Regions from separate parts of the Homo sapiens genome. Here region 1 is linked to region 2. The links are chromatin contacts, found by Hi-C or POLR2A ChIA-PET in ENCODE. All regions are on one chromosome and are shown on one strand. The core of a region is the stretch at or near the end of the contact, and the rest is flanking DNA. Distances in the headings are between cores, read along the strand shown. Region 1 overlaps CREM (cAMP responsive element modulator). Region 2 overlaps CREM (cAMP responsive element modulator).

Region 1 (5,719 bases), core at 3,190-5,689, 36 kb after region 2:
AGCTATACAGTTTTGTACGACTCATTGAGTTGTCTGTGTATACATTATTTTGTATAGTCACAAAAACAAATTTAGGACTTTTCCCAAGTTTATTCATATGCTGGTGATCATTAATCACAATTAGGCCAGGCACAGTGGCTCACGCCTGTAATCTCAGCACTTTGGGAGGCCAAGGCAGGCAGATCACGAGGTCGGGAGATCAAGACCATCCTGGGCAACATGGTGAAACCCTGTTTCTACTAAAAATACAAAAATTAGCTGGGCATGATGGCGCGTGCCTGTAATCCCAGCTACTCGGGAGGCTGAGGCAAGAGAATCACTTGAACCAGGGAGTAGAAGGTTGCAGTAAGCCAAGATTGCACCAGTGCGCTCCAGCCTGGTGTCAGCAAAACTACGTCTCAAAAAAAAAAAAAAAAAAAAATCAATTATTCCCTATCACCAATGTTTTAAAATTACATGTAGAAGGAAAAGGCAGTACAACCTTATAAACAATATTTTTATTAATTCTATGAAAATCTTTAAGTGAGCTTCCTTGAAAGCCATGTTTTTAACTGTTGTATTCTTTCACCTAATTCTCAAGCCTTAGAAGGCAGAAATCTGGCATATACCCAAATAGAAGCACATAAATCAGTTAATCTTTGTTTAACTTTTTTAAACAAAGTTTCAGTGATAATATCCTATTTAGCTGACAAAGTATTTGTCTCCCATGGGTAGCATTTCACTTCTTATTCATTGGGTATAATACATTTTCATGAAATACAGAAATGCTGTGTTTTCCTCTTTTGATTGGAATTTAGTTCAGGCAATTGTTATAGAATTTGATAACTTTTTAAAAAATCTTTTTTCTTGCACTTAGCTTTGAGAGAGCATGTATTTTGTAATGTCTCATCAGAGTGACAAACTAACTCTGGACCATACGTTCTCAATGTTGAAGCGTTGGTGGTAGAAATGTTTTATCACTCGAATCCATCTGTCTTTTCTAGGAAGCTATGTTTCTTGCAGTAGACAAATTTTGAATATAAATTAGGAAACTTTGAGAACTTACTTTTAGTATTTGATCTGAATACTAAGTAAATATTAAACGCTGTATTTTAACTGTATGATTATACTATGCTTAGACAATACTTTTAAATGAATATTTACAAATGTATTATTTTCCTAGAAACCTAAGAAAGAAAAATTATCTTTCCCCAGAGAAACTAGGTTTAAGCAGAGCTTTGCTGGGTTTTTATTGTTGTTTTTTGTTTTTTTTACTGAAACTGCAGTGAGCTCAATTCCTTCCAGTGCTTCAGTGATTTTCTAGTAATGAGAATTGCACTTAAAGACATTCAGTGACTGTTTCAGGCATGATATGGAGTATAGGAAAATCTCTAAACTGAAACATTCAGAGGATGGAGATATTCTGCTTAATGGAAATTTTTGCAGTGGTGTGCTACAGTCAGCTCCTCCTGGCTTGCTAGAGCCTATTATTAAATTTTCAGGCCGGGCGTGGTGGCTCACGCCTGTAATCCCAACACTTTGCGAGGTTGAGGCAGGCAGATCACTTGAGGTCAGGAGTTCAAGACCAGCCTGGCCAACATGGCAAAACACCATCTCTACTAAAAATACAAAATTAGCCAGGTGTCGTGGTGCACGCCTGTAATCCCAGCTACTTGGGAGGCTGAGGTACAAGAATCGCTTGAACTGGGGAGGTGGAGGTTACAGTGAGCCAAGATTACACCACTGCACTCCAGCCTGGAGCCACTTAGTGAGACTCTGTCTAAAAAAAAAAGCCAGGCGCGATGGCTCACACCTGTAATCCCAGCACTTTGGGAGGCCAAGGTGGGAGGATCACGAGGTCAGGAGATTGAGACCATCCTGGCTAACACGGTGAAACCCCGTCTCTACTAAAAATACAAAAAATTAGCCAGGCGTGGTGGCAGGCGCCTGTAGTCCCAGCTACTCGGGAGGCTGAGGCAGGAGAATGGCATGAACCCAGGAGGCGGAGCTTGCAGTGAGCCAAGATCGCGCCACTGCACTCCAGCCTGGGCGACAGAGCGAGACTCCGTCTCAAAAAAAAAAAAATATGTGTGTGTATAAATATGTATATATATACATGCATATATATATGCATATATACATACACATACACAATTTACACATTAAAAACATTAGTACTCAAAACTCATAATTTCCAAGTATTTTCTCTGTGCTCTGTGGGTATTGGCATCTGTTTTGTCTGTATGCTGTGCTGCTTACCACGTGTGTGTCTTTCCAACTCTACGCTCAGGAAAGTCACCTTGGTAGCTTGAAACTGGCCATGGTGGAAGTATTTACATCGTGAGAATTACTGAACACTACACATCAGGGCTTTTTCATTGTTTTGTCCTGAGGACTGTTTCTTAAATATTTATTAGCACACCACTGACTTTAAGCTAAATGAGCATCTTAAGCTTTTGCCTTTGATAAAAACCTGTCTAAAATGCATTAGGATGCTTTTCTACCTTAAGTGTTTAGAGCATGCTAAATATCATTGTTCTAAGTGCTGAAGAAGATCTTTAATACTTGAGATTGCTATAATGCTCAGAATAATTATCTTAAACATTACAAGATCACCTCTTATGAGATGTCAAAAGTATATCATTTCCAGATCAGTTTTATGTAAAATGCCAAATTATGAATTCTTTATATAAGCTCAAAATATTTTGTTTTACTGCAGCTGCCACTGGTGACATGCCAACTTACCAGATCCGAGCTCCTACTGCTGCTTTGCCACAGGGAGTGGTGATGGCTGCATCGCCCGGAAGTTTGCACAGTCCCCAGCAGCTGGCAGAAGAAGCAACACGCAAACGAGAGCTGAGGCTAATGAAAAACAGGTGAGGTGTTGCACAGGGAATCGGTAACTTCTAGGACACTTTTTAAAAATTACAGTTTTCACCGGGCGCAGTGGCTCACGCCTGTAATCCCAGCACTTTGGGAGGCCAAGGCAGGCGGATCACAGGGTCAGGAGATCAAGACCATCCTGGCTAACACGGTGAAACCCCATCTCTACTAAAAAATACAAAAAAATTCGCCGGGCGTGGTGGCAGGTGCCTGTAGTCCCAGCCACTTGGGAGGCTGAGGCAGGACAATGGCATGAACCTGGGAGGCGGAGGTTGCAGTGAGCCAAGATCGTGCCACTGCACTCCAGCCTGGGCGACAGAGCGAGACTCCATCTCAAAAAAATAATAAAACAATATTAAATATTAATAAATGATAATAAAATAATGATAAAAATAATATCAATAAATAAAAATAAAAATAAAAATTACAGTTTTCAGCTGGGCGCAGTGGCTCCCGCCTGTAATCCCAGCACTTTGGGAGGTCAAGGCGGGCAGATCACAAGGTCAAGAGATTGAGACCATCCTGGCCAATATGACGAAACCCTGTCTCTACTAAAAATACAAAAATTAGCTGGGTGTGGTGGTGTGCACCTGTAATCCCAGCTACTCGGGAGGCTGAGGCAAGAGAATCACTTGAACCCGGAAGGCGGAGCTTGCAGTGAGCTGAGGTCGCGCCACTGGACTGCAGCCTGGGTGACAGTGAGACTCCGTCTTAAAAAAAAAAAATTACAGTTTTCATAAGCCATTTCTCCCAAGTTACATGTTGTGTGGCATTTCATGTAGGTTTGTGCTCTGTGTGTGTTATTAGATTGTCTTCCAGTCAGAATTCCTGGCTGTTAAACTATTTCATCAGCAGGAGTTACATCCCTATGTTGTAAGGGTGATGTCCAAAAGATACAGTAATTTTTAAAAATAATGATTAAAGGACTTTGTTAGAAACAAAGAGCTATTTTGTATTTAGTATTTGCTGTGAAGTAGGTGATAAGTCGAATTTTTTAGCTTCTCTCTGAGAAAAATGAAGTGTAAGTGAGGCGTTACTTTTCGACATTTTCTACATGTAGTTTCCTTTTGTCTATTTTTTAACTTTTTTTCCTCTATTACACTGAAATACATATTTAATCTGATAAATTCTAGTCAAGTGCAAATACAAAATAACAAAAAGAATTAAAATCATCCATGGCTCTAACCACTTAGGATACCTCCTATTATAGTCTATGTACTTCCAGTCAGCTCTCATTTTCTCTCACTTTTTCTTGCTCCATATCTCTGTCATTTTATTTTTAAGCAACATATTATAAAATGCTATTTTCTAAAACTTTTTAAAAATTTAAACATAAATAAAATTTTATTTAACTTGTATATTATTTATTGGTTTAGTTTTTATTATGAATAATGGTGCAAATTAATCTGATTTTCAAAAGGAACAGAATTGTCTTAGAGTTTCCCAGTAGTCTTGTCACCTTAGTCCTAATGTCAAATAATGTCCTCATTGTGTGCAGCCAGGACAGAGATTCAGCAGTGTTATCAAGGGCCCAGACTCCCGCTCCCGGCTGTGTCATCTTCAGCATGTATCATTCATTCTCATGATCACAGCGCGGCTACTGAACCTCTAGGCATTGCCTCAGACAGGAAGAAGGGCTAGAGCCAAAAATTGGGGCTAGCTGAGGTCTGGCCCAACTGCAAACCTTTCCTGGAAGATCCTCCCAGCAACTTTCACCTACATTTCATTGGCTAGAAATAGGTCTTTAGTCCCTAGCTGTACAGGATTCTGAGAAAGGTTTATTTTCGCTTTCTAAATCTCAGTTTCAGAGCAAGACAAGAGAAATGCAGATGATACCTGGCTGTTAGGTTGCTCATTATCTGTTTAGCAGATTTTAAGTGCTTTATTTCTACTGTGTGTTTAATGCTTACATGAGAATAGGTGATTATTATGCCCAGTTTACAGATGAGGACCAGAAGTTCAGAGATGTTAAGGAATAAGTTGGTCAAGATCACATGGCCCAAACTGGGCAGAACCAGGATGGGCAACCGGGCAGTCTTTATTCCAGAGCCTGTCCTCTATACCAGCATCAGGCATCTCAAAAATACCCCATGATAACCTGCAAATTTCACTTCCTGGGGAAGTGTGAGGCTTTAGTCATTCACAGATAGATCTCTTACATATTTTCTTTTTATTCTTTGATTGGCATCTATAATCGATATCTCATTATATCGTATTTCTGCCAATCCAGCAACAGTTTTTATTTCTTTCCAGCCTTGTCAGAGTTTCTTCCTTGCCTTGCACTTCCTCTCCGTGCTGAGGATACACCCAGACACATGCAAGCCTGAAAACCGAGCTCACTATTAATAGAAGAAACAGGTGTTTTCCATGGCTGAGGAGTGCTTAGGAATGTACCATCTACTGATGTGATCGGGGAAAGCTTTGTGCCTGCAACATTTTGACTCTAGTAATATGTGTGTCTGTGCATGCACACACACACATGCACACTCAAATGTAGAAGATGAAGTATGAGTATTTATAATAGCTTATTAAAGAAAATGTTTAAACACCCGCAACACCGCTATTAGGTCTTTAAATTTTTCATTTAATGGTAACCATGTTTTGTAAAATGACTATCTTCCTTCTAGGTCTAGAATTTAATATAATTTAATCATGAAAACGTTGGTATTCATAAATGAATTTCAGTGCCTTTGTGGAAAAGAGTTAAATTATGTCCCCAAATTGGCAAATGTGTGTGTTTGGATTTATTCTTAACTTTTCCAATTGCATCATTTAGATTAAATTAGTCACTATAACATTCTTTTCAATTTTACATTTTAAATTTCTTTTGTTAACCAGCTGAGAAGTCTGAGAACTT
Region 2 (5,547 bases), core at 2,941-5,440:
GTTGCCTCTTCACTTTGATCGTAGTTTCTTTTGCTGTGCAGAAGCTCTTTAGTTTAATTAGATCCCATTTGTCAATTTTGGCTTTGTTGCCATTGCTTTTTGTATTTTAGACATGAAGTCCTTGCCCATGCCTATGTCCTGAATGGTATTGCCTAGGTTTTCTTCTAGGGTTTTTATGGTTTTAGGTCTAACATTTAAGTCTTTAATCCGTCTTGAATTAATTTTTGTACAAGGTGTAAGGAAGAGATCTGGTTTCAGCTTTTTACATATGGCAAACCAGTTTTCCCAGCACCATTAATTAAATAGGGAATCCTTTCCCCATTTCTTGTTTTTGTCAGGTTTGTCAAAGATCAGATGGTTGTAGATGTGTGGTATTACTTCTGAGGGCTCTGTTCTGTTCCATCGGTCTGTATCTTTGTTTTGGTACCAGTACCATGCTGTTTTGGTTACTGTGGCCTTGTAGTATAGTTTGAAGTCAGGTAACGTGATGCCTCCAGCTTTGTTCTTTTGGTTTAGGATTATCTTGGCAATGTGGGCTCTTTTTGGGTTCCATATGAACTTTAAAGTCGTTTTTTCCATTTCTCTGAAGAAAGTCATTGGTAGCCTGATTGGGATGGCATTGAATCTATAAATTACCTTGGGCAGTATGGCCGTTTTCACCATATTGATTCTTCCTGTTCATGAGCATGGAATGTTCTTCCATTTGTTTGTGTCCTCTTTTATTTCATTGAGCAGTGGTTTGTAGTTCTCCTTGAAGAGGTCCTTCACATCCCTTGTAAGTTGGATTCCTAGGTATTTTATTCTCTTTGAAGCAATTGTGAATGGGAGTTCACTCATGATTTGGCTGTTTGTCTGTTACTGGTGTATAAGAATGCTTGTGATTTTTGCACATTGATTTTGTATCCTGAGACTTTGCTGAAGTTGCTTATCAGCTTAAGGAGATTTTGAGCTGAGACGATGGGGTTTTCTAAATATACAATCATGTCATCTGCAAACAGGGACAATATGACTTCCTCTTTTCCTAATTGAATACCCTTTATTTCTTTCTCCTGCCTGATTGCCCTGGCCAGAACTGCCAACACTGTTGAATAGGAGTGGTGAGAGAGGGCATCCCTGTCTTGTGCCAGTTTTCAAAGGGAATGCTTCCCATTTTTGCCCATTCAGTATGATATTGGCTGTGGGTTTGTCATAAATAGCTCTTATTATTTTGAGATACGTCCCATCAATACCTAATTTATTGAGAGTTTTTAGCATGAAGGGCTGTTGAATTTTGTCAAAGGCCTTTTCTGCATCTATTGAGATAATCATGTGGTTTTTGTCTTTGTTTCTGTTTATATGCTGGATTACGTTTATTGATTTGCATGTGTTGAACCAGCCTTGCATCCCAGGAATGAAGCCCATTTGATCATGGTGGAGAAGCTTTTTTTTTTTTTTTGAGATGGAGTCTCGCTCTTTTGCCCAAGCTGGAGTGCAGTGGCATGATCTTCGCTCACTGCAAGCTCCATCTCCTGGGTTCACGCCATTCTCCTGCTTCAGCCTCCCTAGTAGCTGGGACTACAGGCACCCGCCACCACACCCGGCTAATTTTTTTTGTATTTTTTAGTAGAAACGGGGTTTCACCATGTTAGCCAGGATGGTCTCTATCTCCTGAACTCGTGATCCGCCTGCCTCAGGCTCTGAAAGTGCTGGGATTACAGGCGTGAGCCACTGTGTCTGGCCGGATAAGCTTTTTGATGTGCTGCTGGATTCAGTTTGCCAGTATTTTACTGAGGATTTTTGCATCGATGTTCATCAGGGATATTGTTCTAAAATTCTCTTTTTTTGTTCTGTCTCTGCCAGGCTTTGGTATCAGGATGATGCTGGCCTCATAAGATGAGTTAGGGAGGATTCCCTGTTTTTCTATTGATTGGAATAGTTTCAGAAGGAATGGTACCAGCTCCTCCTTGTACTTCTGGTAGAATTCGGCTGTGAATCCATCTGGTCCTGGACTTTTTTTGGTTGGTAGGCTATTAATTATTGCCTCAATTTCAGAGCCTGTTATTGGTCTATTCAGGAATTCAACTTCTTCCTGGTTTAGTCTTGGGAGGGTGTATGTGTCCAGGAATTTATCCATTTCTTCTAGATTTTCTAGTGTATTTGCATAGAGGTGTTTATAGTATTCTCTGATGGTAGTTTGTAATTCTGTGGGGTCGGTGGTGATATCCCCTTTATCATGTTTTATTGCATCTATTTGATTCTTCTCTCTTTTCTTCTTTATTGGAGTTTAACCTATTAACTCTACCAGTATAATTATAAGGTTGACGCTCTTGCTTATAAGTTTTGGCCTAACCAGTGAGAATGTAGAATGATAGTTCTCCAGATATAAGAGTTTTCTTTTTTAAAAGGAGACATTTGAATTCTACCTCCAGATGCGTCATTTATGCAGGTTCTCAGCCTTTATTTTAGCATTTTAATGAAAAAATTGTCTCATGAGCTTTTGGCCTGCCTAGAGTTTGGACATATGGAAGTTTCCTTGTAGTTACAGAATCTGTATAACCTATCTCCAGAATTGTAAGGATATGGTTTATGTTAGCGGGTACAAGTTCTTTTTCTGCAGCAGGTATTCTTAACCAAGCCTTTTTTTTTTTTTTTTTTTTTTTTTGTTAAGGCACAGTCTCGCTCTGTCATCCAGGCTGGAGTGCGGTGGCATGATCTCAGCTCACTGCAACCTCGAACTCCTGGGTTCAAGAAATTCTCATGCCTCAGCCTCATGAGTAGCTGGGATTACAGGTGCGCACAACCACACCCGGCTAATTTTTGTATTTTTAGTAGAGAGAGGGTTTCACCATATTGGCCAGGCTGGTCTTGAACTCCTGACCTCAGGTAATCCACCTGCCTCGGCCTCCTGAAGTGCTGGGATTACAGTCATGAGGACTTAGCCATTTTTGATAGAGTTATTGTTTAATTAAAATTCTGATAATTGTACTTGAAAGATGATTAAAGCAATGTAAAGGATGATTTATGCCTATCAGATGCCCATGAATCTTTGTTGAATTGTTTTTCTGTTCTCCATAATAATCTGATTTCTTTGAAGCTGGGCATTTCCCCACAAAAAATGAATGTGGACACCACCTGCCATCTCAACCCACAGGTCTAGTTTGTGAGAATACTTGTAGGACCCCTGGGTTTCCCCCGCTATAGTTTCAAGTACATTGTCTTCAGATACCTTATTCTATGTACTTGGAAAAAAGAGTAAAACATTGAGAGCCACTGGGATCTGACAAGCTTTGGGAGCTCCTTAATTCTAAAAAGAAAATTATTTTGATTTGAGAAAATGTAATATCTTCAGAAATTTCCACCACCCAGCTATGTGACTGCATTTTTAAAAAAGGAAAGGAACAGAGGAAAATCAAGTCACTCTACCCTCCTTACTTACCTGTGGCTTGTCCCTACACATGGTGGTGGGTGGGAGAAGTGGTGGTGGAGTACTGGGTCCTCCAGAGAGCTCAGTTTGGAATCTGGAACTAAAGATCATGTCCCAATTTCCTGAGCTGATGGGATAGAAGCTGGTCAATGAAGTCTTCTTTTTGTGTTAATTTTTTTCCTTTGTTTTCTTTTGTTTTATGTAGTTATAAAGCATAATTTCTATTTTGCCAGTCTCTGACACATGGGCTCTGTCAGGGTTACTGGATATGTTTATTTTGTCTCTGCTGCTCTACTGGAGCTGAAATCTCAGCCTGTCTGAGCAGTTCTTTAAGCTGAAAGCCAGGGTGTAGGGGCTAGATTAGTGTGGAATAGCTGTTTTCAAAGTGTGGTGTGCAGAACCCTGGGGGTGACTCTGAGACATTTTCATGAGGCTTGCTAGGTCAAAACCATTTTCACGGTGATGCTAAGATGTTGTTTTTCTTTTTCTCTGTTTTGATATCCACACTGATGGTGCAAAAACAGTGGTGGTGGGGGAGTGGTAAATTGTTGGGTGCCTTAACTCAAGTCAGTGACACAAACTGTGTTAGTATTAACTGTATTCTTCACTGCCATCCACTTGCAGTTTTTTTTTTTTTAAGTCAGTTTTACTTAAGAATATCTTTGATGAAGCAGTAAAAATTACCATTGCATTAAATCTTGACTCTGAGTACATGCTGTTTTGATATTCTGTGTCCTGAAGTGGGACAGCTGCAGAAAGCACCCCCCCGCTGCGTCCTGACGACCCATGGTGTTCTTAAGGAAAAGCACGTGTGTTATTTGAGTGCCAAGATGAATTAGCTGCCTGTTTTTCCACAGAACGTCATTTTCTTCAAAAGAATGACTAATTTCCAAATGATGGCTATTCAAACTTGAAGACATTTCCTCAAAAACAAATGAAGTGAGCTTGTCAGTTCAAGGGAAACAACTCATGGTGTTTATTGTCACAAGCTTTTAAGCCAAAACTTTGAATTTTGGAAAATCTGCATCTGCCATTGTGAGCTTGACAATATTCATAGTTTTCTGATCAAACTGGTTATACTTTAATGAAATGTGATTTATAATACTGTGTCATGAAATGTGTCCACGTTTGGAAGATCTCCTGAACTCAGTGAGCCAGTATTTTCCAAATGAATACTTCAGGATGTTACAAAATCTTACGTGGGTAAGAGATTCATCCAAAGTACAAGACAGATCAATGGATTTTAATGTAACTGATACTGTCTCAGATTGTATGTTGCAATTAATCCTTAAGAGACAATCAGTTGTCAAGTTTTGGTGTATCCATGAAGAATATCCATGATTTTCTACAGAAGCTATTATAATATTCCTCCCTTTTTCTAACACGAGTCTTTGTGAGGCCCAGATTTTCTTCACATACCAACTAAAGCAACATACTGCAACAGATTCAGTGTAGAAGTAGATATGAGAATCTGGCTATCTTCAGTTAAACCTGACATTAAAATAATTTGTAAAAATGTAAAACAGTGCTACTCTTCTGATTTTTTTGAAAATGTAATCATTTTTCATAAAATGTTATTTATGGTAGCACATACTTATTATTTTAAAATAAGTTACTATTTTTAAAATTTCTGTTTTAATTTCCAGTATGTTAAATATCAACATATATAACCAGTGGTGTGCACAGCTGGCTTGTACCAGTGAAAACCAATTGTATAATCTTTATCCGGCTTTGTGTTCAATGTCATCCATTGGCAGCTTGAAATCAGCCATAGTAGGAGTACTTACATCACAGAAGTGAGCAAACGCTACAAGTCAGTGTTCCTCCTTCTTAAGATCTAGTTAAGTGTTTACCAGCCCTCTACTGAATATCAATCACAGAAACAAAAGCTCTTTGAGGTCATCAGTAATTTTTAAGAGTGTAAAGATGCCCTGAGACTAAAATATTTGAGAATTAGTTGTGAGGAGAAAGAGTTATCTTTTGAGAGTTAGTCACTATAGAGGTGTATAATTCATACAGAGTTGCCTTTTGTGCCGGAAACATTTGTAGAATAAATCCAATGTTTTAAAACTTGCAGTTGTTAAATCTACTGGTTCCATAATGGGAGGATGTTTTTCTTTTCCCTGGAATCTAAACTAGATGAT

The links. A loop is a pair of places that touch in the nucleus more often than their neighbours do. ChIA-PET counts read pairs that join two places held with the same protein, here RNA polymerase II (POLR2A). Pooled maps may share reads with other maps.
Region 1: a map of endothelial cell of hepatic sinusoid shows a loop between it and region 2 (4-fold over the local background). The contact joins two enhancer-like sites. A Hi-C loop is called at or near these places in 3 of 168 maps with a recorded cell type or tissue (endothelial cell of hepatic sinusoid, endothelial cell of umbilical vein and psoas muscle), 1 of 37 single-sample maps with no recorded cell type and 2 of 50 pooled maps. POLR2A ChIA-PET finds 5 or more read pairs at or near these places in 20 of 52 experiments (B cell, BJ, GM10248 and 15 more).

Annotation. Positions count from the first base shown.
Region 1 is chr10:35,204,197-35,209,915 of GRCh38, forward strand. CREM (cAMP responsive element modulator) reads left to right here. Exons shown (of 8, transcript NM_183011.2): 7 at 2,699-2,855. Among named protein-coding and RNA genes, the nearest start is that of LINC02634, 38 kb to the right of the region's middle. Within about 2 kb of position 4,440, at least 8 of the 41 ENCODE cell types and tissues checked have a DNase peak (open chromatin) inside an H3K27ac peak, as active enhancers do.
Region 2 is chr10:35,168,546-35,174,092 of GRCh38, forward strand. All of the region lies in intron 3 of CREM (cAMP responsive element modulator), which reads left to right. Among named protein-coding and RNA genes, the nearest start is that of CREM, 44 kb to the left of the region's middle. Within about 2 kb of position 4,191, at least 4 of the 41 ENCODE cell types and tissues checked have a DNase peak (open chromatin) inside an H3K27ac peak, as active enhancers do.